6 separate regions of the Homo sapiens genome follow, and regions 2, 3, 4, 5 and 6 are each linked to region 1. Evidence: chromatin contacts called from ENCODE Hi-C or POLR2A ChIA-PET data. All regions are on one chromosome and are shown on one strand. The core of a region is the stretch at or near the end of the contact, and the rest is flanking DNA. Distances in the headings are between cores, read along the strand shown. Region 1 holds the start of LINC00339 (long intergenic non-protein coding RNA 339). Region 2 holds the start of ALPL (alkaline phosphatase, biomineralization associated). Region 3 holds the start of NBPF3 (NBPF member 3). Region 4 holds the start of EIF4G3 (eukaryotic translation initiation factor 4 gamma 3). Region 5 has its middle 41 kb from the start of ECE1-AS1. Region 6 holds the start of ECE1-AS1 (ECE1 antisense RNA 1).

The links. A loop is a pair of places that touch in the nucleus more often than their neighbours do. ChIA-PET counts read pairs that join two places held with the same protein, here RNA polymerase II (POLR2A). Pooled maps may share reads with other maps.
Region 2: a loop to region 1 is called in a map of B cell, with 5 times the contacts of the local background. The contact joins the promoter of ALPL here to the promoter of LINC00339 in region 1. A Hi-C loop is called at or near these places in 3 of 168 maps with a recorded cell type or tissue (B cell, naive thymus-derived CD4-positive, alpha-beta T cell and vagina) and 7 of 50 pooled maps. POLR2A ChIA-PET finds 5 or more read pairs at or near these places in 3 of 52 experiments (HCT116, activated T-cell and naive thymus-derived CD8-positive, alpha-beta T cell).
Region 3: a pooled map shows a loop between it and region 1 (11-fold over the local background). The contact joins the promoter of NBPF3 here to the promoter of LINC00339 in region 1. A Hi-C loop is called at or near these places in 8 of 50 pooled maps. POLR2A ChIA-PET finds 5 or more read pairs at or near these places in 2 of 52 experiments (WTC11 and activated CD4-positive, alpha-beta T cell).
Region 4: a loop to region 1 is called in a map of naive thymus-derived CD4-positive, alpha-beta T cell, with 9 times the contacts of the local background. The contact joins the promoter of EIF4G3 here to the promoter of LINC00339 in region 1. A Hi-C loop is called at or near these places in 1 of 168 maps with a recorded cell type or tissue (naive thymus-derived CD4-positive, alpha-beta T cell) and 9 of 50 pooled maps. POLR2A ChIA-PET finds 5 or more read pairs at or near these places in 2 of 52 experiments (B cell and activated T-cell).
Region 5: a loop to region 1 is called in a map of natural killer cell, with 4 times the contacts of the local background. The contact joins the enhancer-like site here to the promoter of LINC00339 in region 1. A Hi-C loop is called at or near these places in 3 of 168 maps with a recorded cell type or tissue (CD4-positive, alpha-beta T cell, gastrocnemius medialis and natural killer cell), 3 of 37 single-sample maps with no recorded cell type and 13 of 50 pooled maps. POLR2A ChIA-PET finds 5 or more read pairs at or near these places in 5 of 52 experiments (BJ, CD4-positive, alpha-beta T cell, T-cell and 2 more).
Region 6: a loop to region 1 is called in a map of B cell, with 4 times the contacts of the local background. The contact joins the promoter of ECE1-AS1 here to the promoter of LINC00339 in region 1. A Hi-C loop is called at or near these places in 2 of 168 maps with a recorded cell type or tissue (B cell and naive thymus-derived CD4-positive, alpha-beta T cell), 17 of 37 single-sample maps with no recorded cell type and 15 of 50 pooled maps. POLR2A ChIA-PET finds 5 or more read pairs at or near these places in 4 of 52 experiments (CD4-positive, alpha-beta memory T cell, activated B cell, activated CD4-positive, alpha-beta T cell and 1 more).

The regions. Positions count from the first base shown.
Region 1 is chr1:22,023,658-22,027,626 of GRCh38, reverse strand. It overlaps LINC00339 (long intergenic non-protein coding RNA 339), which reads right to left and starts at 2,436. Exons shown (of 2, transcript NR_023918.2): 1 at 2,255-2,436. It overlaps LINC01635 (long intergenic non-protein coding RNA 1635), which reads left to right and starts at 1,579. Exons shown (of 3, transcript NR_110692.1): 1 at 1,579-1,663; 2 at 2,661-2,821; 3 at 3,182-3,633. RefSeq lists enhancers at 1,457-1,751, 1,829-1,938, 1,550-2,151.
Region 2 is chr1:21,507,440-21,511,302 of GRCh38, reverse strand. ALPL (alkaline phosphatase, biomineralization associated) reads right to left here and starts at 1,880. Exons shown (of 12, transcript NM_000478.6): 1 at 1,786-1,880. RefSeq lists enhancers at 797-1,366, 1,367-1,937 and a silencer at 1,973-2,072.
Region 3 is chr1:21,437,549-21,441,549 of GRCh38, reverse strand. It overlaps NBPF3 (NBPF member 3), which reads right to left and starts at 1,413. Exons shown (of 15, transcript NM_032264.6): 1 at 1,202-1,413. RefSeq lists silencers at 500-794, 1,760-1,809 and an enhancer at 769-1,279.
Region 4 is chr1:21,174,459-21,178,542 of GRCh38, reverse strand. EIF4G3 (eukaryotic translation initiation factor 4 gamma 3) reads left to right here and starts at 1,646. Exons shown (of 37, transcript NM_001391906.1): 1 at 1,646-1,821; 2 at 2,185-2,368. RefSeq lists an enhancer at 1,682-1,731.
Region 5 is chr1:21,332,412-21,336,613 of GRCh38, reverse strand. It overlaps a transcript of ECE1 not described here. Among named protein-coding and RNA genes, the nearest start is that of ECE1-AS1, 41 kb to the right of the region's middle. RefSeq lists an enhancer at 2,019-2,238. Within about 2 kb of position 1,758, at least 39 of the 41 ENCODE cell types and tissues checked have a DNase peak (open chromatin) inside an H3K27ac peak, as active enhancers do; they include CD4-positive, alpha-beta T cell, gastrocnemius medialis and natural killer cell, where a contact is called at or near this core.
Region 6 is chr1:21,291,568-21,295,939 of GRCh38, reverse strand. ECE1-AS1 (ECE1 antisense RNA 1) reads right to left here and starts at 2,650. Exons shown (of 3, transcript NR_038404.1): 1 at 2,197-2,650; 2 at 1,730-2,006. It also overlaps a transcript of ECE1 not described here. RefSeq lists enhancers at 1,074-1,233, 573-1,772, 2,614-2,703.

The DNA of each region.
Region 1 (3,969 bases), core at 1,187-3,686:
TTTCGTCCAAGAAAGGTTGGGTGAAACACTGTGGGAAAGCAAAATCTTGGGAACAACCTAAGTGACCATCAACAGGGAAATGACTGAAGTACCGTCAACCACTCAGTGGTGCCGCCACGTAAAAAATGAAGCAGGCTTATGAGTACTGGTAAGAAAGCTGTCCATATCACAACATGACTAAGGTCCCGATCGATGTGTAGTATGACCCCCGATCTGAGGAAATTAAAAATACATAAATACAGATACAAATAAATAAAACCTGATATATCCAAATAATAGATAGAAAGTTATCAAAGAAATTAATTGTATTTACTTCTGAAGGGCAGAAACAGTAGAAGGGGGAAACACTTTTCATTTTACATCTTTCTGCATTGTTTTCTAACTACACACATGTATTACTTTTATAACAACTCAAGAGGAAGAAAACTTCTCAGGCTTTCCCCTCCTGCCCAAAAACCTTTCTGAGTGAAAACCCCTAACCCACTTAGGAAAACACCCTTTTATTACTTCTTCTAGCTCCCAGCACCCAACGTCTTTACAACCCAGGTTTCTAGGAACAGACTGTCAGTGGGCCTTTTTCTTTCCTTTTTTTTTTTTTTGAGACAAGTCTCACTCTGTCGCTCAGGCTGGAGTGCAGTAGTGTGATCTCGGTTCACTGCAACCTTTCCTCCTTCTGGGTTCAAGCAATTCTCTGCCTCAGCCTCCCGAGTAACTGGGATTACAGGTGCCCACCACCATACCTGGCTAATTTTTATGTTTTTAGTAGAGATGGGGTTTCACCATGTTGACCAGGCTGGTCTCGAACTCCTGACTTCGGGTGATCCACCCGCTTCGGCCTCCCAAAGTGCTGGGATTACAGATGTGAGCCACCACGCCCAGCAGTCAGTGGGCCAATTCTTAAGGCTGGCTCTCAAAGATGAACCAGCACCACAATTTACCCGGCTTATAAATCCTGTCAGCTTCAGAAGACGACTTACCAAACACAAATTTATCCTCACCAGTTAATAACTCCTTTTCTTTGCTCAAAAACCCAGTGAGAAAAAATAACTCCAGGCCAGGCACAGTGGCTCATGCCTATACTTCTAGCACTTTGGAAGGCCGAGGCGGGTGGATCACCTGAGATCAGGAGTTCAAGACCAGGCTGGCCAACATGGTGAAACCGTCTCTATTAAAAATGCAAAACATTAGCCAGGCGTGGTGATGTGCGACTGTAATCCCAGTTACTCGAGTGGCTGAGGCAGGAGAATCGCTTGAACCCATGTGGCAGAGAAGGTTGCAGTGAGGCGACAACGCGGCACTGCAACTCCGGCCTGGGCGACAGAGCGAGACTCCGTCTCAAAAAAAAAAAAAAGAAAAAATAACTCCAGTGCACTGCGCCCTTACTTCCTATCTAACATTGTGCCGAACGTTATACACAGATCCTCCTCCGTATGATCCTTAGTTCAGGATCATAAACTCTTGATAAATTACTGCCCCAGGAACCTCCAGTGACATCAACCGCTGCTACCATTTGTGGAATTCTGCCGGCCAGACACCCCACACTGCATTCCCTCACAACTGATCCTCCCGATAGCCCATGGGGTAGGCACTGTTATTTCCATTCACAGATAAGCAAAGTGAGGCTCGGAGGGCGGGGACTTGCCCAAAGCCACAAGGATGAAAGGTAGTGCGATGACTCAACCGATAAAAATAATCCCGGTTGTGGTGGGGGGGAGCTGAGCCCGACTCCTCCCACTATGCTGCCGCGGCTCCGAAGGCCTAGCCCGAGTGCGGAAATGGGCTTCTAGGGTCCCAGGACGAGGTCCACCTCCAGAGCTGCAGTGAGGTCCAAGTCAGCCCGAGGAGCCCGCAGGTCCCACATTTCAGTCATTTCCCTACCCCAAAGGCAGGGACTCCCCGCTCCTGGGGCAGGCAGCCACTGTGGCCGCGAGCAAGCGTACTCGGGTTAGGAAGGAGAAGGAAGGGGACAGGGGGAACGTTCACCTACGCAGCTGCCACCTCGGAGGACGGGGGAGCGGGGGACGAGGAAAGATCAGGATAAGACCCTAACTCCCACAAATGACTCCAGGAAAGGGAGACCACCACTCCCCGAGCTTTGGAGCGCCGCGCGGGAACCGGAAGTCATGCCCCGCCCGGAAGTTAAGAGGAGGGGCATAGGTTGGAAGGGGTGGGCCGGGTCTCTCTAGCCTCCGCGGTACTACGCAGCTTCATGGTTTTAACTCTTGGTGGTCTTTTGACCGTCCTCAGTCCTTACCGTGCGGAGTTTTGGATACATTCTTAGCAGCTTTTTCGCTCCGGAGAAGTTCTTTATCTTTCTGAGCCGCAGTTTGCCCAACTGCAAAATGGAAAGAGATGAAGCAGGAATTAAGATACTCTAGGAGCTCGCCCACAGCTGATTCAGGGCCCCATTCTGAGGTTACACCCTTAAGCCTTTGCACCACTCAAAGGAAGGAAACCAAGAGAGAGGGGTGGCTGGCTGCTGTTTGGAGACAGTGGTCCTTGTATTGGCGCCCCGCGGAATCACTCCAGATGAGTCAGTGGATACAGTCTATAGGTCCCGCCTCATTGTACGCAAACAGCAGTGGGCATATGGCCGTGGGGGGTTGATACAGCCTGTCCGGGGTGGGACTCTGTGTGTATGGGAGGCTAAATCTCAGCAGGACTTTTCCAGTTGCTACCAGACTACGCACTGTCGCCTGATGGTTAAGAACTGAAGCTTTAGCCGTGCGCGGTGGCTCACGCCTGTAATCCCAGCACTTTAGGAGGCAGAGGCGTGTGGATCACCTGAGGTCACGAGTTCGAGACCAGCTTGACCAACAAGGTGAAACTCAGTCTTTACTAAAAATACAAAAATTAGCCGGGCGTGCTGGCAGGCGCCTATAGTCCCAGCTGCTCGGGAGACTGAGACAGGAGAATTGCTTGAACCCGGGAGGCGGAGGTTGCAGTGAGCCGAGATTGCGCCATTGCACTCCAGCCCGGACGAGGGAGCAAGACTCCATCTCAAAGATGAAGCTTTGAAGTCATACTGATCTGGTTTGCGTCTGATCACACAGGTTCAATGACACAGCCGGCTAGAGGAAGCAGAGATGCTAACCACTGCAGCCCCGATCTTAACCCTGAAGGGGAGGGATTGAGCTGTTAGAGAGAGGTACTCAGTTGACTTCTCCCTCTCTCTTTCCAGCTGGCATATCCGAATGGGCTGAGCTACCGGATTAAGAGGGACACCCCAAAGCCCCCATTGCTGGGTTATTGCTCCAGAGCCAATGTTCTTGGGGAAAGGAAGATATGCCCTTTGTCAACATTGCCACTGCTGGTCTGTAAACTCCTAGACGGCCAGCTGGTGGTTCACAAACCAGGACTCCTTGCTCTGGCCCTACCCCTACCTACCAGAATGACCGTGAACCCTTCCCCACTCACTCCTACAACCAGGTTTCCATCTCCTCTCTCAGCTTAGGTTTCCCTAACTGTAAAATAAAAGGGTTGGACTAGGTTAAGGACTTCCTGCTATTTCTCTCTCCCACACTCTAAGGTTCCTTAGGAATGCTTCAGAAAACAGCAGGGGTTGGGGCAAGGATGCCGCTTGAGTCCCAGAGCAACTCCAATTTCATAGGCACATAAATTTATGTGAAAGTATATACGTTTCGGCTTGTGTAAGATTATTTTATCATCCCAGGTAAAATTCAGCCTTTGTGCTTCATCTTTCCCCACCCTCCTGCTCACTCAGTTTGCTCCAAGAACACTGACCTTCTGGCTATTTTGCAAATCTGACAATCTGACAAGCTCATCTTCACTTCTTTTTTTTTTTTTTTTTTTTTTTTGAGACGGAGTTTCGCTCTTGTTGTCTAAGCTGGAGTGCAATGGTGTGATCTCGACTCACTGCAACCTCTGCCTCCCGGATTCAAGCGATTCTCCTGCCTCAGCCTCCCGAGTAACTGGGATTACAGGCACGAGCCACCACACCCGGCTAAT
Region 2 (3,863 bases), core at 631-3,130, 520 kb after region 1:
AAGTGAGGGCCAAAGGTTGGCCAATCCATTTTACAGGTGATTGCGTCTTAATCTCCTTCCTTATGAATAGCTTGATTTCAAGTCTACACTGTGAATTCTGACAGTTTCAAAGCCTGAAAGAATTTTGTTATGCAAACATCCAATCCAGAAGAGGGCTTTTGGCTGATTTACTGTGGCATTCCCGGCACCTAGAACAGAGCTTGGCACACGGCGGATGCTTAAGTATTTGCTGAATGAAGATAGCATCTTGTTCTGGCCTCAGTTCAGTTTTATTCCTCACAATAGTCCCGAAAGGGGAATACACCCCTTTTTACAAATGGGCACATGGACCGGGATCATCACTCAGCCTAGTCTTCACCAGTTGGGATGTTGAGAAGCTGTGTCCAGGGGCCTCTTCTGAGGGAATTCACAGGTATTCAGTTAAAGAAAGAAAAAGGTGACACAGGAACAAGATGCATGGGGCCAGGGAGTGGGATGGCTGGGGCAGGACAGCGTGGGGACACCCACAGGTGGGGAGGACTAAACAGTTGGAAAGAGCAAGACTGGAGAGTGGAGGAAGAGCGGGCTGAGCCCAGGAGGAGCCGGAAGACAAAACCAAGGCTCAGCCCCCTATCTCTTAGGCAACACAGTGGGAGCAGGACGCTAGGGCTGCAGAGTTTGGAGTCTGGATTCAAACCCTGGTCCCACCACTTACTTAAATTGTCTAAGCCTCAGTTTCCCCATTTGTAAAATGAAATGATGTACATGAGATGTCAGAGCAGGTCCCTCTACGCACGGTAGGCCTTCAAAAAACAGTTGCAGTATCTACACTGAGGCTGGGACCCAACCCCTGCCTCCCTGGGCAGCTGGGCCCACCTGAGCGGTCTGACTTTTTCCCAGGGCCCAAAGCCCTTCCTGGCCCAAGAATCGCCCCCTCTTTTGATCTCAAGGAATTTCACCCTCCACCCAGAGGCCTTTGTAAAGGCCCCGCCTTCGACCCCATTATGTGTTGAAAAAGAGTCATAAGGCACAATGGGGAGTGGGGGAGGCTTTCCTCGGCCTCCTGCCTTTCTGCTGAGACCTGCGTTTAACCCTTTCTTACCAAGACTGGGCAGGGAAGCAGCCCTGGGAGGCCCACCTCGCAAAGCCTAAAGGGGGCGGCAGGCTCCTTCGGCTTCGCGGGCTCCAGAGCTTTGCCCCACAGCTGCGGTGCCCACAGTGGGTGCCCACACTTTGACACCCACGCGGGTGTCCTCTGTCTCCTCCCGCCACGCCCCCCATTCCAAGCGCCTCCTGCCCTCTCCTCCTCCCAAACCAAACTGCTTTAGACCCCACCGGGTCAGGTGGGACGCCTGGGAGGGCGCCAGGCCACGAGGCCTTGGGGTTGGCAGCCCAGGTCTCTAGAGCTACGGCTAAGGAGGCACCAGGAGGGGCTCAGTCACGGGGCACCAAGGGCAGGTGCCCAGACAGAGCGCAGGGTCCCAGGCAGCGGCTCGGGAGGTAGGAGACCCTGGGACTGCAGGGCGGTCCCGAGCGCGGTCCCCTGAGTTCGCCGGCTCCGCGGGCGCCACGTCCAATCTCCTGTCCCGCCCAGAGCGCGCGCCGGGAGCTTGGGATGCGCGGGAGGACAGGGGCAGGACCAATTGCAGGGCGTCCCGAATGGGCTGCTGTGGGCGGCGTGGCGCTGGAGACCCCGGCCCTGCCATTAAAGTTCAACCACGGGGCCAGCGGAGGATGCAGAAGGGGATGGACCACGTCCGCTGGGGCCCTGGGGAACCAGGGCGCGGGGCAGCGTCGAATCCTTACCTGCGCAGAGCACTGGCGAGGGTCCGTCCAGGCACAAGCGCGTGGGAGCACGGAGCCAGGATAGCGGGCGCGGAGTGGCGGGAGCGCAACGCGGCCCGGGCCACCACCCCCGCCGCCTTATAAAGGCGGCCGCGGGGCCCGAGTGAGGCCCGGGCAGCCCGCCCCCTCCCCCGCCCCCGGCCCCAACCCCTCCCCAGCCCGGCCCCGGCCCCGCCCCCGGCCCGAGCCCCGCGCCCCGCGGGCCGGTCGTGCCACGAGGCCAGGGCGCCCCCTGCCGGGAGCGGAGCTAGGAACGGGCTGGGGTGACGCGGCCCTGGCGTCCCTCGCCCGCCCCGCACTCTCGGTCTCTCTGCCTCCGGGCTGCCCCAGCCCAGCCCTTCCTCTCTCAGCGAGCCTGGGCTCTGACCTGCTCCTTGCGCGCGTCTCCTGTTTTGTCTTTACCGTCGGCATCTTCCTTCTGCGTCTCTTGGTGGGAGTCTTTGTCTCCACCCGTCTCTTTGTCTGCCTTCCTCTCTGGCGTCTGTCTCTGTGTCTGTCAACATATCTGGCTTTCTCTGGGTCTCTGTCTTTATCCGTCTCTGCCCACGTGTCCCTGTCTCTCTGTCTCTGTCCACGTGCACCTCTGACTCTGCACCCCCACCCCCGCTTCCCTGCCCGTGGGCTGCCTCCCTGGCTACCGCAAGAAGAAGCAGAAGGGGACCTCGGAGGGGTGGCATCTGGAGGGAAACCACCCCCTAGACAGGGGCCCTTCCCTCTTTCTCTCTTTAGAGACGTAAAGGGCCCGCAGGTGTCCGGCTATGTCCCAGCCAGAGCCCCAGGACATGCTCCCTGGATGCCAGAGGAGGGGCAGGCACTTCCCAGGCAGTTGAGTCAGACAGCTCAAGTTCAAAACTCTGCTCTGGTGACCTTGGCCAAGTCACTTGACCTATGTGGACCAGCCTGCCCCTCTTTAACAGGCAGACACCATCTCCCCTGGCCTCTCGCTGGTGCGAGAGTCATATGAGACAGTGCTTGAAAACTACAGAGGAAACGCTAAAATCCCGGATAGACGGGAGCCAGGGACAGAGGCTGGGTGCTACAGGCCCTGCTCCCGCTCCTGGGGAACCAGCTCTGATGGAATAACCACTCCCTTTCCTCTGAGCACTGAATTCTCTGGGCAACTTCGCAGTGAGAAGTCCGCAGGCTCTGTTTGAATGCCTCCAGCGACAGAGCTCACTGACTCCTAACAGGAGGGTCTTCTCAGTGGCCCTTGGGAAAATGTCTGCCCAGAGAACCAATTTTAGCCAGGTCAGGCAACCTCTCTTCCACTCACTCCATGCCAGTCTCAGGGCCAGGCACTGTGCATGCATTAACTTCCAAAAGCTCCATTTTCCAGAGGAGAAAACTGAGGCCCAGAGAGATCATGTGACTTCTCAGTAAGGTTGGAGCCAGAACTGGGGCCTGGTGCCAGAAACCAAGAATGTCTTTGTATTTATTTTTGTTTCTTTTGTATTTTTGGTTGATACTGTTTATTTAGAGGCGTGACATAGGTTCCCTTTTCAGATAAGTTTATGTTTTTTAAAAGTGAGTCAAAATATTGAGTAAATACTATTTATTTATGTATTTCATGGGTTGGGTGATATGGCAAAAATCATGGAGGTAGCAAATGAATGGAGTTTAGGAAATACCATCCTCTGTAAGAAATTGCAGGTGAAAGCACCCAGCACTGGGCCTAAAACATGGGAGGGGCTCAATACTTGCTCACAAATGCCAAGGAAGGGTTTAAGGATTCCAGGAGACTTAAGATGGTATCATCATCAGTGAGCCAGGGGCAAGTCCCCAGGCATGGAAAATCTGCCTGTTGCTTGGACAGAGGCTGGGAGGCAGAGCCAGAGGGAATTGGAGGCACCCATTGCACCTATCATGGGGCCAGCACCCCTGACTTTTTTTTTTTTTTTTTTTTGAGACAGGGTCCCACTCTATTGCCTAGGCTGGAATGCAGTAGCATGATGTCAGCTCACTGCAGCCTCGACCTCCCGGGCTCAAGTGATCTTCCCACCTCAGCCTCCCCAGCAGCCAGGACTACAGGTGTGCACCAC
Region 3 (4,001 bases), core at 164-2,663, 590 kb after region 1:
TTTTTAGTAGAGATAGGGTTTTGCCACATTGCCGAGGCTAGTGTGGAAATCCTGGGCTCAAGTGATCTACCCACCTTGGCGTCCCAAAGTGCTGGGATTACAGGTGTGATCTACTGCGCCCGGGCCCCCTGCACATTTAAAATTGTGAACTTCTTCTGTATACTTCAGTAACTTTTCCAAGATTTCTTTGACGCAAAGTTATCAGAAATCTTAAAGCCAGCATTTCAGAATAGAAAAAAATAGCTTCTGGTTCACTAGTGAAATTTTACTAATAAAATTTAAAAACAAAAAGAAAGCTACTAACGCATATCAGCTCCAAACAGATTAAACACTACCAGCAGATCTTTAACTTCGTGAAGCACTGGGATTCATTCCTTTGGCAAAGAAAGGATGAACAACACCGTAACCCAAAGAAAAGGTACCACTGCCAGAAAAGACTTCTTTTCGAAAGCAGCTCTAGCAGCAAAAGACAGAAGGAAAGCAAGGAAACTAGGCCAAACGTCTTGGTTAACTCTTCGGTGAAAGGACGCCACATGAGATGATGATCTAAGAAGCCAGAAAGACAGACAGACAGGCACAGGGAAACCACAGCAACTCCTCGGAGTGCAAACAGCAACCCCACAATCCAACCTAGCCGAAATCCTGCGGTTCATTTGAGGCTTGCCCCGCTAGTCAGGAGGTGATTCAGTGATGGCTACAAACGCTCCTCATGTGCATCCTGGACCTGGCACACCTGGCTTGCCCATCACCAGCCTGGAGACACCGCCAGGAGCAGAAGCCCGGAGGCCAGTAAAGACCCCAACTTTGCAAGTCAGGGGCGCGAGCGCTCTCGCCTCTCAGGCCCGCAGAGGGAACCGATTTCCGGCCTCGAGGGTGGGGTGCGGAGTCAGTGTCCTCTACAGGATATAGGAGGACGTGCCCCCGAAGCTGCTCCGTCCCTCCACCCCCTGGGATGCCACAGAACACCCGCCAGCGAGTTTCTTCCCCAGCGCCCACGAGAGCTGGGCTGAGGGCGGCAGCGGCAGGCGAAGAATCCAGCGCGGGGAACTCAGCCCCCGGCGGTGCACGACCCCCCACACCCCCCACCTCCCACCCGCCCCCGCGCTCGCGCAACAAAACTTGCGACGGCCGCGCCTCGACCCAGGTGTGCGCCCGCCGGTCCCGGATTCACCGCCCGTCCAGCCTGGCGCGGCGCCCTCACCTGAGAAACGCTGGGTGGACTTCGCCGTAACTTCCCATCCAGACGGCGGCCCGCAGCCGCGCCGCCGCGCCTCGGCCCAGCTCCTGGCGCCGCAGGTTGCCAGTCCCGCGTTCCCAAAAGCACCGCGCGCAGAAGCTCACTCAGTCTCGGGATCCTCACCTACCCATCCCAGTACCGCCGCTGTCTCAACCGCCACCCAACCCCTCGCCTGTGCCTGCGCCTGCGCCTGCGCCTGCAGCCCACTGGCTCCTCAGGGTCCGGATGGGCCGCGTCAGGAGAACCCAAGGCGCAGGCGCGGCGGGGCCTTAAAGGGACTCGGCGGCCTCTACTGCACAACAGGTTCGAGCAGGTTAGGGGCCCTGCGGGCCGAGAAAAGGAGTAACCTAGGTGATGCACCGAGTGCAGCTGGGACGGGGAATCCCTCTCTGCCCTCCGCGTCTCTCTCAAAGCACCAGCCCTCGACCCTCCAAATCGCTGATTTCCCCGGCCACTTGAACCGCCCCTGCCAGGTTAAAGAAGCAGAAGACACACCCCCTCGGAGGCCCGGAGCGTCCCCGCGTGCCCACACGGATTTTATTTTTTTCTGAAAAGATGGTACATTTACATGGTTCGAAATTCAAATAGGGCCAGGCGTGAGCCCTGGAGTTCGAGACCAGCCTGGACGAAAAAGAAAGAGCCCCGTATCTATTAAAAAAAAAAAATCAAATAGTACAGAAAATTGTAAAGTTAAAATAGGCATCTTTTCCATTCCTGTCTCCCAGTCTCACCCTGTAGGCAATCTGTGGGATGCTGTTCCTGTGAATCCTTCCAGGGATATTTTATGTACGTTTTCGCTTTTTTTATTTTTATTTTTTTTTTTGAGATAGAGTCTTGCTCTCGTTGCCCAGGATGGAGTGCAATGGCATGATCTTGGCTTCCTGCAACCTCCACCTCCCAAGTTCAAGCTATTGTCCTGCCTTAGCCTCCCAAATAGCTGGGATTACAGGTGCCCACCATCCTGCCTGGCTAATTGTTGTATTTTTAGTAGAGACGGGGTTTCACCATGTTGGCAAGGCTGGTCTAGAACTCCTGACCTCGAGTCTTGCTCTGTCACCCTTGCTGGAGTGCAGTGGCACAATCTCAGCTCACTGCAACCTCTGCCTCCCAGGATCAAGCGATTCTCCTGCCCCAGCCTCCCGAGTAGCTAGGACTACAGGCGTGTGCCACCACACCCAGCCTCCCTTCCCATTTGGCACGTGCCAGCCACGTGCCAAGTCCCAGGCCCCAAACTGGTTAGGGGTCAGGAAGAGCGTTCCAAAGAGCTCACACAGAAGTTCAATCCTATCTCTCCACCAAGGTGGGCGACACCATGGGGCTGCAATGCCTGCTTTTGTGCTTTTCAGGCACCTCCCCCAGTGCTGCCAACTGCCCTTCTGAAGGGCCTGTGTTTGCCACCCTCTGCCTTCGCACTAATTTGCTATTTCTAATCTGCTCTGGGCCAGGAGAACAGATAAAACTAGGGCCCTCAATGGTTTAGAGTTTTATAGTTCACCAAGTGCTCAAGGCACATTATCTTCTGTGAACCTCACCCCAGGCCCTAGGGAAAGACAGATCAGGACGAGCCACGTGACTGTGCAGGTCATTTAAGTTTTCATTCTCCTACCTCTAAAATGCTGAAAATAACAGGAACGACTCCATAGGACTGGTGTGAGGATTAAATATCCATGGACTGCTTAGAACAGGTCCAGCATATAGTGGCAATAACAATATTAATGAGAGCTAACATTCAGTGAGCACTTAGCATGTTCCAAAATCTGTTCTGTTCTAAGTGCTATATATAGAACAGCTTATTTGATCCTCAAAAGAAAGCTACATTTTTAAGTATCATTACTTCCCCTATCCTACAGATGAGAAAAATGAGGCATGGAGAAGTGATTTTCTAAAGATCACAAAACTGGGCTGGGCACAGTGGCTCAACCTGTAATCCCAGCACTTTGGGTGGCCGAAGCGGGTGGATCACCTGAAGGCAAGAGTTCCAGACCAGCCTGGCCAACATGGTGAAACCCCCGTCTCTACTAAAAATACAAAAATTAGCCAGACATGGTGGTGCACGCCTGTAATTCCAGCTACTCGGGAGGCTGAGGCAGGAGAATTGCTTGAACCCAGGAGGCGGAGGTTGCAGTGAGCTGAGATCATGTCACTGCAATCCAGCCTAGGGGACAGAGTGAGACTCCATCTTAAAAATAAATAGCCCAGGCATGGTGGCTCACGCCTGTAATCCCAGCACTTTAGAAGGCCCAGGCGGGAGGATCACCTGAGGTCGGGAGTTCAAGACCAGCCTGACCAACATGGAGAAACCCCATCTCTACTAAAACTAAGAATTAGCCGGGGGTGTTGGTGCATGCCTGTAATCCCAGCTACTCGGAGGCTAAGGTGAGAATTGCTTAAACCTGGGAGGCAGAGGATGCAGTGAGCCGAGATCGCTCCACTGCACTCCAGCCTGGGCCACAGAGTGAAACTCCGTCTCAAAAGAAAAAAAAAAAAAAAATTAGCCAGGCAAGGTGGCGGACGCCTGTAGTCCCAGCTACTCGGGAGGCTGAGGCAGGAGAATGGCACGAACCCGGGAGGCGGAGCTTGCAGTGAGCCGAGATCTCGCCACTGCACTCCAGCCTGGGGGACAGAGCGAGACTGCATCCCAAAAATAAATAAATGTTAATAGGCACATGTAGCTAGTGGCGACCATATTAGTGCAGAGTCACACGCATAAGGCTCGACTGGTGTTATGCCCAAACGCTGACTTATTCTTCAGTAGCCCCCAGCT
Region 4 (4,084 bases), core at 397-2,896, 850 kb after region 1:
AATCCCAGCTACTCGGGAGGCTGAGGCAAGAGAATCGCTTGAACATGGGAGGCGGAGGTTTCCGTGAGCCGAGATCGTGCCATTGCACTCCAGCCTGGGCAACAAGAGCGAAACTCCGTCTCAAAAAACAGCAACAACAAAATAGTAAGGCAGTGTGTGAAGCAGGATAGCAGGAGTCAGAACTAGACTCTAATCTTAGCTCTGCCAGCCACACTGTCGGTGCGACCTCGGGGAAGTCTTTTGTGCGTTTTGAGCCTCAATTTTCTCAGCTTTTCTGTGGTTTGATGGTATTGAGCCTCCCCAGTCTCAGTTTATTCATTTGTAAAATGGATACTACCTATTTCACAGGACTGCTTGAGATAATGAAGGGTACAGCGCTTAGTGCCATGTCTGGTAAATATTATATTAAAACTTGATTGCTCCATGACGCCTGCCATTTTTTTTTTTTTTTTGAGACGAAGCCTCACTCTGTCGCGCCCAGGCTAGTGTGCAATGGCACTCTCTCAGCTCACTGCAACCTCCGCCTCCTGGGTTCAAGTGATTCTCCCGCCTCAGCCTCCCGAGTAGCTGGTGCCTGCCACCACGCCTGGCTAATTTTTGTATTTTTAGTAGAGACGAGGTTTCATCATGTTGGCAAGGCTGGTCTTGAACTCCTGACCTCAAGTGATCCACCGGCCTTGGCCTCCCAAAGTGCTGGGATTACAGGCGTGAGCCACCGCGCCCGGCCGATGCCTGCCATTCTTTCCCACTCAATGCCACTGTGCTTAGGACAAGGCACCTGCTAAGGAGTGGGGTGTGCGGGGTTGGGGGTGGGAGTGATCTTGGCAGGTCTAGCTGGGAAGAAAATCCTTATCAACAAATGTCACCCAGCATAGGACATTGGGGAGCTGATCACTGGCTGCTGGTCAAAGGGCGCTCCAGTCCTGGGGAAGGCCTAGGTTTGAATCCATCCACAGAGCTCAGTTAAGGCTGCTGATTAGATATGGCGGCTCAGGTCATGTCCCCAGCCAATATGGGAGGCGGCAAGGTTCATCCAGATGAAGGTGGCATTTAGATTTAGGCTCTGTCCTTTCCCGATAGGGTGACCTTGGGCTAGTCACTTTTCCTCTGTGTCCTCTGGAAATGGGGCTCCTCATTCACCTCTCAGAGCGTCTGAGGAAGTGTCGACACAATGGGTGTGAAATGCGTGGGTTACAGGCCGGCGGGTGGCATTGGTTACGCGAAGTCCCCGCGGGGGGTCCCTATCCAACGGGTTCCATTCCGGTTAAGCGGTTCCTTCTCCAGGGGTTTTTCGCCTCGCCGCTGCCTCTCCGCCCCTGCGAGCGGGGCTCAGCGAACAGCCGACTCCGGGGCCATTACCATTGTTCTTCGAGGCTGGGCCGCAGGGGAGGACTCTCGCAAGCCAGACCTCGCCTTTGGTCTTTCCCTCCGCCCCGCACCCGCGCCGCTGTAAGCCAGCGAAGCCTCCCTCGCCGATCTTTGCCGAGGAAGCGAGTTAGCCCCTGAGCCCTCCCGAACGGCGGCCGAGGACGCACCCGAGCGTCTCCGAAGAATCCCGACCCCTAGCAGTCTCCGGAAAGAGCCGAAGAGGCTTCCCACCCTCGGTTTCCCGAGCCATTCCGAAAAAGTCCGAAGTTTTCCGAGCAGCCGTCCTGCCGGACTGCTGGAGGCGGCCACAGCGCCATGTTGGATGCTCTGCTCGTTGAGTGAAGAAAATCCACCGGCATCGCCTGAGCCCCGCTACCGAGAAGGGCGCCGCTTCCTCCGGGGAGGGGGATAAAGATCCCCCGCCGCCGGCCCATGAGGATATTGCCGTGAAAGGTCCGGTCTCTCCGCCTCCTGCCCCCGCCGGGTCCGGCCCCCCCCCTGGGGTCGCGTTGTCACGGAGACCGGCAGCCGGTGGTGCTGGCCCGCGGGGCGGCTGCTGCTGCCGGCGGCGGCGGCGGCGGAGGCGGCGGCGGCGGCGGCGGCGGCGTCGGGCGTGTGTGACCGGCCCCGGCCCCCTCCTCCTCCTCCCCCCAGGCTCCCCCCAGCCCCCCGCTCCCGCCGCCTCCCCGGGTCTGCCCCCATCCCGCCCCCCCGCTGCCCCCGGCCCCTGCACCCCGGCGCGCCCGGTCCCGCTCTGGGGGGGTTGGTGGCTTCGCTTTGCCATGAGTTTACCGCAGAAACCGGCTCTGAAATCAGGCACAGCGACTGCAGCAGGAACCGGACCCGGCACCGGAGCGGCGGCGGCGGCGGCAGCAGCGGTACCGCCTCCTCACCCGGCGGCGGCAGCAGCGGCGGCGGCGGCGGCGGCGGCGGCGGCGGCGGCAGCGGTCCCCCCTCCTCACCCGAACATCAGGGCCCTCCAGACTCAGGCGCCCCAACAGTATCCTTTTCACCTTCCTGTCGGCCCTTCGGTTCTCGTCGTCGCAGTCCAGGGGGACCCCGCAGCCCAGGGGACCCTCCTGCCGGCCGCCACAGCCCAGCCAGGAAAGGGACAGCGGCTCAAGCCCCTGCATCGGGCTTGGGCGGAGCTTTTGGGGTGCCCCGGCAGCAGCACTGCGGGGGGACCCCCAGACCCTCTGCAATACTGTGAAAGCTAGCCCCACTTGGCCATGCTTCTGCAGCCCCTTCCTTTTAGAGCTTGGGGTCCCTTCTCCCCTCCTCCCCTAAGGTACCCTCCCCCCCTTTATTGGGCAGAATTTGCTTGGTGCCTGGGACCAACCCTGCAGGGAAGGCTTTTCTCTGGTTGTTGTGAGGATTACACCCTCCTGCTCTTCACCTCCCCTCGGCTCCCCCTACAGCGGGACACAGTGGGCTTCCATAATTATTATTAGTACATAATAAACTTTATCGGTAAATTTCTTGTTTGAAACCAATCAGCTCGTTTCCGAGGTATGTTGGATTTTCAGTCTAAGGTGAAAATGTACAGAAAGCAGTTCCTCTGGATAATTTTTTTTAGTAATGGGAGAGTTGTGATGTGGTTTGTGGTAGAGATCTGAGGAGGAAATGTGACGCCGGACGCTTCCCTGTCTTTGACCTTTTTAAAGGAAGAGGAAGTTCACCGACATTACCCATCACCCACAAAAGTCTCACTTCTTGGAAGATTTGTGTTAGGCTGAATATTTTTAATGGGCTTTAATTTACTCCTCATAGGCCTGATGTCTAGAGAGTTACCAGGGCTTCTGGAGGAAAGTCTAGTATTGAATGTTTCTAATTTCATGTTATTTGCTCGATTGTAGAATTTTGGAGAGCTTTGATTGAAAAGACTTGGTGATGGGGTATTTTAGTCAAAAACTAGCCGGTGAAGGTAAAACGTTGAATTCATGTATTCCACGGAGATTTAGAAAGGTATTGCGTACCTGAGAATAACATTTCATCATGCATCACCTCCTCCCTACACCCACTGTATTTGTGTAAATCAATAAATAATGATTGGATGTTAGATGTGTTGTGTTTTTATGTTTGTGTCATCGTGCGTTTGACTTTTAGAGATTGTAGGATGTTTGAGCAAGTAAGAAGCTAACTGCTGTGAGGTCCCCAGATTATTTCACAGTCTGTAGTTTGATTCTTGTCTGTATAGATTACTTTGAGAAGGGAAAGCAATCTCCCTTCTAGAGTCATTTCAGGTCATTGTTTGTTTTCTGCCAAGTGTCATTTTCTCTGTTCTTTAAACCTAGTTCGTGATTTTCAATCCAGGCACCGCGGTGCAGTGTAAAGATAAATTCCATTCCAGTGTGACGTGTGTACTGATTTCATAATGTTTTTATCCTGCATGATTCTGTTCAATTAGGAATTGTTCACCGATGAGAAAGTGTGGTGATAACTTAGCGTTGCTTATGGAAAACCTGGTTGGTTTTGTTCAGTGTCTCTGGGGTGGGGGAAGATTGGCTGGTTTGCCTACTTAAAGGCAGAGTTCAGTGTTGAATCTTTTAAACCTGTCTTTGCTTACTACTTTGTGAGTTTAAATTCCTTTCTAATTTCATTTTTTACCTTGATTGCCTATACTCGGTTAGGACTTTTAAGTTTCTGAATTGTGCTACCACGTAAATTACTCATTACCTGCATCTTTGAGCTGTTTTGGCAATTGAACAGAAATAAA
Region 5 (4,202 bases), core at 509-3,008, 690 kb after region 1:
CCTCGGCCTCCGAAAGTGCTGGGATTACTACAGGTGTGAGCCACCGCGCCCGGCCACAGCCGACTAATTTTTTGTATTTTTAGTAGAGACGGGGTTTCACCATGTTGGCCAGCCTGGTCTCGAACTCCTGACCTCAGGTGATCTGCCCACCTCGTCCTCCCAAAGTGCTGGGATTACAGGTGTGAGCCACCACGCCCGGCCTCAGTGAATGTTTTTTGTTGTTTTGGTTTTGAGACAGGGTCTCTCACTCTGTCACCCAGGCTGGAGTACAGTGGCATGAACACAGCTCACTGCAGCCTTGAACTTATGGGCTCAAGTGATCTTCCCACCTCAGCCTCCTGAGTAGCTGGTACCACAGGTGCACCACTACACCCAGCTAATTTTCTGATATTTTTTTGTAGAGACAAGGTCTCACTAGTTGCCAAGGCTGGTATTGAACTCCTGGGCTCAAGTGATTCATCCACCTTAGCCTTCCATGGTGCTGGGATTACAGGTATGAGACACTGCCTGTCTCAAGTGTTTTTTGAAAGAAGGAAGAAATTTGAGTCCTTTCTTTGTCTTAATGCCCCAGATTCACTCTGTAGCCCTGCCCCTGCCCCCAGGGCCTGGCAGTTCTGGGCTGGCACTCTGCCCAGACCCTGGGCTTTGGGCTTCGCCTGCTGTTCTGCAGGGTAGGGAAGGGCCTCCCTCCCTGGAGACCCACTGATTGGCTGTGTGACCTCAGGCAAGTCCCTTCCCCTCCATAGTCCTCACTTTCCCCTTCCGTCAAGCACTGGGTGGGTCGAAGCTTCCCAGCTCCCTGTGTCTGTGGTCTCCCTCATTTGGGAGCCTTTGCTCCTGGTGTTTGGTGCCTCTTCACCCCCAGGGTCTCACCCACCCCAGGCAGGAGCTCAGCTGGCCTGTAGCTTGCAGAAGGACCATTTGGGAAAGCTGGTGGGCCCTTCATTCTTGGTACCCGCCCTAAGAGCCTCACTGCGACTCTGTCCACCCTGGGTGAGAGCCCTCCAGAGTAGGCCCCCAGCCGTGAGAGCCCCCCACCCACTGAGGCTTGGCATCAGGTCGCCCTCGGTCTGAACCCTGCTATTCCCTGGCTCTGGGACTTTGGGCGGCTCAATCCACCTCTCAGGGCTGCAGCGTCCTCATCTTCAGGGTTGTGAGCACCCAAGGAGGCCCTGCCTCATTGTGGGGACAGAAGAGAATGGAGCAGTCACATGCCTGCCCCTAAGGAGCTGCACTCTAGGGGAGGAAGCTGGAGACCAAACAGGCAAAGCCACCCACCAGAAGGATCGCTCCGAGAGAAGAAAGGAGACAAAACAGGGCGATGTGGTGGAGAGTGGCTGTGAGGGGAGGGGGCCGCTCTAGAGGAGCGGCCAGGAAAGGAGGTGATGTCTGAGCTGGGACATGAAGGTTGAGGAGGGGGCAGCCGGGCAAAGACGGGGGCGGGGGAGATGAGAGTTCCCGGCTGCCGGAACAGCAAGTTTGGCACATGTAGGGGGTGAACGCTGGTGTGGCCGGGCAGAGGCAGTGGAGGGTGGAGGGAAGGCTAGGGAGAGGTGGGCCTGGAGGGGCAAGCCATGGACAGCCTTGTCTGTGGGGCAGGGGTCAGCATTTCGTTCTAATAGTGGTGGGAAGCCACTGGAGGACCCCACGTTGAGGGGCGACTGGGCTTGGTTTCTGTTTGGAAAGACCTTGGCTGCTGTGTAGAGCATGGACTGTAGGGGGCAGGAGGGAGGCAGGAGCGCGGGCCTCAGGATATTCGTCTGTCCTGAGGCTGAGGAGGCGTAGGTTTCTGCAGGATCTGGGATTTTGGCTGCTACTTCAGGGATGGGAGAGAGGTAGCCAGGCATCCCAGATGCTTCGAGACCTTGCTGGCAGCAGAGCACAGTGGGCAAAAGTTACCTGTGGAGCCAGACAGACCTGTCTGAACCTCCACTTCAACTCAGCCTTCCGGGGTGGGCTTGGGATTCTCCCAGAGTGACCAGTTCCCACCGTCCCAGCCCCTGGGGACCCAGAGAAACAGAGCCAGAGGGCATTGAGCTGGAGCCTGCCTCCCTCGCTTCCGCACACCCTGCCGAGAAGTGAGGGCATAGGAAGTGATGGCCGCAAGGGGATGCCCAGCCCCTCTGCTCCAGGGCTGCTGTTCACACGGCCACGCTGGAGGGAATCCTGTGGCTTTGTGGTTCCTTGTTTCCTGGGCTGGTCTGGTGGAAGATGGCCATGAGAAAGCGGCACTTCATCTTCCTTCGCCCCTGAGTGTTCAGTGGGTGGTTACTCGGCATCCTGTTGGGCTTCCGGTGTGGTGGCTGGGAGCCAGAGAGAGGAGGGCATGAGAGCTCACAGAGTCACAGGAGGTGGGACTTGGAGGTCATCTAGGCCAACTTCCTCATAGGGCAGACCAAGGCTCACAAAGGGAAAGAGACTTACCTGAGGCTATACAGCAGGTTAGAGGCAGGACTTAGACCCTGATTCTAGACTCCTCATCCAGCACTCTTTCTAGATAAGATGGAGGTATGGAGGTTTTGGAGCCAGACAGATGTGGGTTGTAGTCCCAGCTCTGTCACTTAGTCCCAGCTGGGTGACCTTTGGTGAGTGACCATCTCTGAGCCTCGGTTTTCTCCTCTATGAAATGGGATGATGGTAGCACCTTTCTCATAGTGGTGTTGTGAAAAGTGGTTGATAATTTATGACAGGTTGTAAAGCTCACAGGACGGTGCACGGAGTTGGCCCTTGGGAGGTGGGAGCTGTTATTACCTTTGTGGCTCCGTCATTTTTTTTTTTTTGAGACGGAGTCTCGCTCTGTTGCCCAGATTGGAGTGCAGTGGCACGATCTCAGCTCACTACAACCTCCACCTCCTGGGTTTAAGCAATTCTCCTGCCTCAGCCTCCCAAGTAGTTGGGATTACAGGCAGGTGCCACCATGCCTGGCTAACTTTTGTATTTTTTAGTAGAGACGGGGTTTCACCATGTTGGCCAGGCTGGTCTCGAACTCCTGACCTCAAGTAATTTGCCTGCCTCGGCCTCCCAAAGAAGTTGGGATTATGGGCGTGAGCCACTGCGCCCAGCCCGTGGCTCTGTCATCCTAACCTCCTGAAGCACCGGAAAGAATGGCTGCGTGCTGGCCCTCACATATGCTGTTTTCTGATGAACGCGGTTAGGGAGGGAAGATGAGAATGGGCCATGGTTGGCCCATCTCTCTGCTACTTATTTTATTTCCCCACTATATTTGAGAGACTCCTTAGCCAGGCCACACTACTACCCACCCACCCCCCCGCCCCCCCCACGGCTCTGGTGGGCTGGAGCTGTGCTGTCTGCCTTCAGCCCAAATAGGGGTGGGGGAGGCGGAGGCACTAAGTGCAGGTCCCGGGTGAAAAACTGGGCAGCTCCCCCCACCTTCTGCATCAGATCCCTACCACGCACCACCAATACCTGTTTGTTCAGTGTGACCTAGTGGTTAAGACCAAGGGCCATGGGATCAACTTGAGCTTGAACCCTGGATCTGCCATTGAATTGTCACCAAGGACTTTTAGCAGGCGTGTCTTCCTCTCTGAGCCTTGGATTTCCCATCTGTGAAGTGAGGATAAGTCCCTCCCAGGAAGACTGCAAATATTCAGTGAGAGGAGCAGCACTCAGAGCATGCATGGTGCATATCTGGTGCTAGACTCCAAGAATTGGATGGCACTAATATTGTAACAGTGTTGACACATGTCCCAATTGTTTCTCTTTCCATAGCTGTTCTTAGAAACTTACTTCACCATCCGCCCACCCCACCCCCATCCTGTGTTCCCGCAGCCCCCTTCCCTCTAACTCCTCGCCTGACTGACTTCTCTCAGGGTCACCTTGGACTGAAATCTTTCTCCCCCTCCCCTCCCCTCCCCTCCCCTCCCCTCCCCTCCCCTCCCCTCCCTCACCTCCTCTCCCCTCTCCTCCCCTCTCCTCCTGTCTCCTCCGCTCTCCTCCTGTTTCCTCCCCTCCCCTTCCCTCCCCTCTCTCTCCTATCTCTCTCCCCCCCTCCTCCCCCCTCCCCCTGGACTAACACAGATCAAGAGTTCAAGCTCTGGCCCAGCCTGCCTGGGTTTGAATCCCAGCTCTGCCATTTACTGGAGCAGCCTCAGGCAAAGTACTTAATTCTTAGCCTCTATTTCTGCATAAGTAAAATGGGAATAAGGATAGTGCCAAGCTTAGAGAGTTGTTTAAATAAGCGA
Region 6 (4,372 bases), core at 1,401-3,900, 730 kb after region 1:
GCTTACTCGGTATTTACAATGGCCCTTTTACGGATGAAGAAACTGAGACCTGAGGGTGAAAACAACATGTCCGAGGTCACATGAGCCAGGAAACCTGTGAGTGGGCTCAGGTCTGTCTTAATTGCCTGATAAATGTTGTTTCTAACTCTGTTCCACAAAGGATTCATGATAGGTTATAAATAAAATACATTCAGTAAAACGACATGCAATACCAAATGGAAAATCAGAATCACGGAAAACAGAGTGGAAAATGTGGACAAGGAAAAAGCTGAACCTAAAGGCCAAGAAAGTGCCCATAGGCGAGTTTCTGATTTGGCTATGAGTTTCCTGGCAGCCAAAGAAAAAAGAGATACAAGCTGATTCCTGTTATTAAAAAGTAAAGAAGCAGTTTACACTTTCAGGAACTTCATAGTAAATTTTAAAATAAGCTAATCACATGGAAATTTCTCTGGTGAAAAATACTGGGAAATATAATGGATAATGTAATAATAATAAATGTCAAGTGGCATATCTTTAGAAATGATAGCCATATTTTTATATCTTATCCCTTGCCCAAAGTTGTGTTACTTGGGTTTGTTTTTGTTTTTGTTTTTTTGAGACAGGGTTTTGCTGTGTTTCCCAGGCTGGTCTTGAACTCCTGGCCTCAAACAATCCTCCGGCCTGGGTCTCCCCAGGTGCTGGGATTGCAGGCATGAGTCACCATGCCCAGCCAAGCACTTTATCTATATTAACTCATTTAAGTGTCACCACAGTCCTATGAGGGAGGTACTATTGTTATCATCATCCTCCTCATTTGACAGATGAGTACTGAGGCACAGAGAGGCTGAGTCACTTGCTCAGGGTCACAGAGTTGGGAAGTTCAGACTGGGGATCTGAAATGAGGTTTAGATCCAGAGATTTTACCCACTACATTATAGCATCTGTGAAATATAAGTGTTTAGCTACCAGATAATATGAGTGTGTTTTAGATGACATGTAAAGATTGAACAGATCCCAGCCAATTACCAGCACCAAAAGTAGTAACTGATGGGGACTTCGGCCACAAAGGGCAGCGTCTCTAAGGAGCTGAGGCTTAGAGACAATGTGAAAGTAGCTGTGGAGGGTGTGGCTCAGTCCCAGGCCTCAGAATTTCACATGTGGGGCTTCCCTTTTCCACCTCATCACCCCAAGATGACTTAACAATCCCCCGCCTTTGGCCAACCAAACGCAAGAGCCATATGAGTGACTAATGTCGTCTGGGCAAAGGGGGTCATGCCCAGGTGCTACCAGGCCAGGAGGCTTTTGTCGCCAGAAACCTGTGCGTGTTTATATTTCTCGTTTCTGCTCACCACAGGCCTTTGATTTACAAGGGTGGAGTTTCCAGAGCTGGGCACTGTTGCACCTTCATCTGGCTGTCATCACTTCCTCTGTGCAGCTGGGGCACCGGGGACTGAGGACGGGGCAGTCCACAGGGAGCTGTGGTTCCACCCCTTCACTCTTGGTTTCTGCCAGGCCCTCCTCTTGAACACTAGACCCAGATTCAACCCAGATTTCTCCTCCACGGCTGCACAGTGCCAGGAAGGGAACTGAGAAGACCAAAGTGGAGGTTCTTTACCTTCCCCAACACACTCGGGGCCAGGCGTGGCACCCACAACTGCAAATGAGACAATTAGGGAGAATAAGTGCTGGCTGCCCTGTCAGCCCAGAGCCTCAGTCTGCCCAGGGCACCCAGACTCTGTGAGGTTCCCACCTGAAGAAGCAGTTCCATCTTCCACAAGGAGCACAGGACCAAGAGTCCAGGACCCAGGTTCGAGGCCCAGCTCTACCACTTTCTCGCCGCGGGGCTCGGGTTCTCTGGAGGCAGCGTAATGGAGTCAGTGGGTTTGGCAAGGGGAAGATTCGCATTATGGCTCCCTCAGTCTCCAGGCAGGTGACTCAGGGCTGGGGGGAGGTCCTTTCTCCTCTCTGACCCTTGGTCATCTCATTTGTAAAGCGGAGGTGATGATTCTCATCTCAGGGACGAGGCACTGTGGGGTTAGGAGAGAATTTGTCAAGTGGCATGGTTGGTTTTTGGTCTGTCTAGGCCCCTCCCCCTCTCTGTAAGCTGGAAGCGGTACTTGTGAGGCTGAGGCTCTAGGTGGGTGTGGGGAGCCATTGGGGTAGTGAATGGAAGGCCCTGGGCGAAGGGCCCCAGGCAGCTGTTGAAATGTCACTCACCCACTGTGGACTTCCCACCAAGCAGAGCCCGCCAAGCCTTTCCCGTCTGAGGTGGGTTCAGTTTCACTACCGGGCTGAGGCAGGCATCTCAGGAAGGGGCCCTCGGCTTTTGTGTGCTGAAAAATAACCAGGCTCCATCTCTGCTGATTTCTGCTTGGGAGTTCCGTGAGCTTCCTGCATCATCTGTCCACAGACAGGCTGCCGCAGGGTGGACATCAGAGTCCCTGGGGTGGCTTCCGGCCTCCCTCCCTTGCCTCCCGCCTTTGCTCAAACATCTGTAGAGGCTCCAGCCCCAGACTAAGCCCTTAAGGAGACAGGGTCCCGTGAGACCCAGCCTCTGCCATCAGGGTTCTCCTGTCTAAAATGCTGTGTGCCTCAGTAAAAGGCAGCATGGGGTAGGGTGGCTGTGTGGGGACACAGAGCCAGGGACCAAATGCTGTCTGGGGTCCCTGGAGGGTGGTCAGGAGAGCTTGCCAGAAGGGGGAAATCTCTGAAATGAGACAGAAGGAGGAGGAGCCATCGCTTAACCACACCTGGGCGAGTTAACTTCCCCAAGCCTCAGTTTCATTCTCTGTAAAAGGAACCAGTGATACCTGCTTCTGAGGGAAGGGTGAGAAGCTTAAAAGAGATGGTATAAAAGAACTGACAAATCCCGTACACCAGCCGGGTGAATCCCTTACACCACCCACATGCCCCGGGGAGATGTTCTGTGAACTGAACTTCTTTTTCAAAAGTCTTTTCCTCTGGCAATCGACACCTGGTAACGTAGTGTAACCAAGTGTCCTGTTCTAGAAAAAGCCCAGCTGCAACCCAGCAGTAAGTGAAGCAGCCTCAGAGTCCCCTCTCTCTCTGGGATGGGTAATGGAAACTCCTCCACCCAGTGGGAGTGAGGCAGAAGTCTCCAGAATTCAGAGCTTTCCCATGCACCCTGCCTCCCCAGGGCCTGTGACCTTTAGATGTGTTCCCTGTTTCTGTAGGCATTATGAAGTTAGATGCAGGAGAGTTCTTGAGAACTTGAAGGCACTTCCCCTCTACTTGTCCCCCCTTTGATTTTAACAACCGTTTGTTGAGCACCTACTCTGTGCCGGGTGATGGAGAGTCTCTGTTGGACAGGCCAGACAAGGTCCCAGCCCCAGTAAAGCTGTGGATTCTGGAGAGGGACAGAGACAGTGATGATAAAGACATGGAAACAAAACAGTCTGCAACAAGTACTGTAAAGGAAAACAAACAGGATGCTGTAACAGAGAATTTGGGGGACTGCTTAGGGTTCCTGGGACATTTGAGGAGCTGGTAGGCTGAGATCTGAAGTTGGAGCTGACCATGGGAAGAGTAGAGAGGAGGAAAAAATGTTCCAGATAGAGACAACAGCAGCTACAAAGGTCTTGGGGGAAGAAGAAACTTGTAGAAACTGAGGAGTTGTGTGAGGAGGTTGGTGGGGGAGGGGGCGCTGGCAGCACAAGATGAGGGCCCAGAGTGGGCAGGGGCCATGGGGCCTGGTGAAGGGTTTGGATTTCATTCCAGGACAGTGGAGGGTTTTTAAGCAAGGGAGTGGTAATATCAGAATTTTTTTTTATTTTATTTATTTACTCAGACAAGATCTTGTTGTGTCGTCCACGCTGGAGTGCAGTGGTGCAATCACAGCTCACTGTAGCCGCCACCTCCTGGCTTCAAGCGATTCTCCCACCTAAGCCTCCCAAGTAGCTGGGACTACAGGCGCATACCACCACGTCCTGCTAATTAAAAATATATAATATATAAATATATATATATATATTTTCTTTTTGTAGAGATGGGGTCCGTGTTGCCCAGGCTGGCCTAGAATTAGACTCAAGTGATCTCCTGCCTCAGCCTCCCAAAGTGCTGGGATTACAGGTGTGAACCACTGAACCCAGCCAGATTTCTGTGGTTTGTTTGTTTGAGATGGAGTCTCACTCTGTCACCCAGGCTAGAGTACAGTGGCACAATCTCAGCTCACTGCAACCTCGACCTCCTGGGTTCAAGCGATTCTTCTGCCTCAGCCTCCTGAGTAGCTAGGATTACAGATGCATGCCACCAGGCCCAGCTGATTTTTTGTATTTTTAGTAGAGATGGGGTTTCATCATGTTGGCCAGGCTGGTCTTGAACTCCTGACCTCAAGTGATCTACCCAACTTGGCCTCCCAAAGTGTTGGGATTAC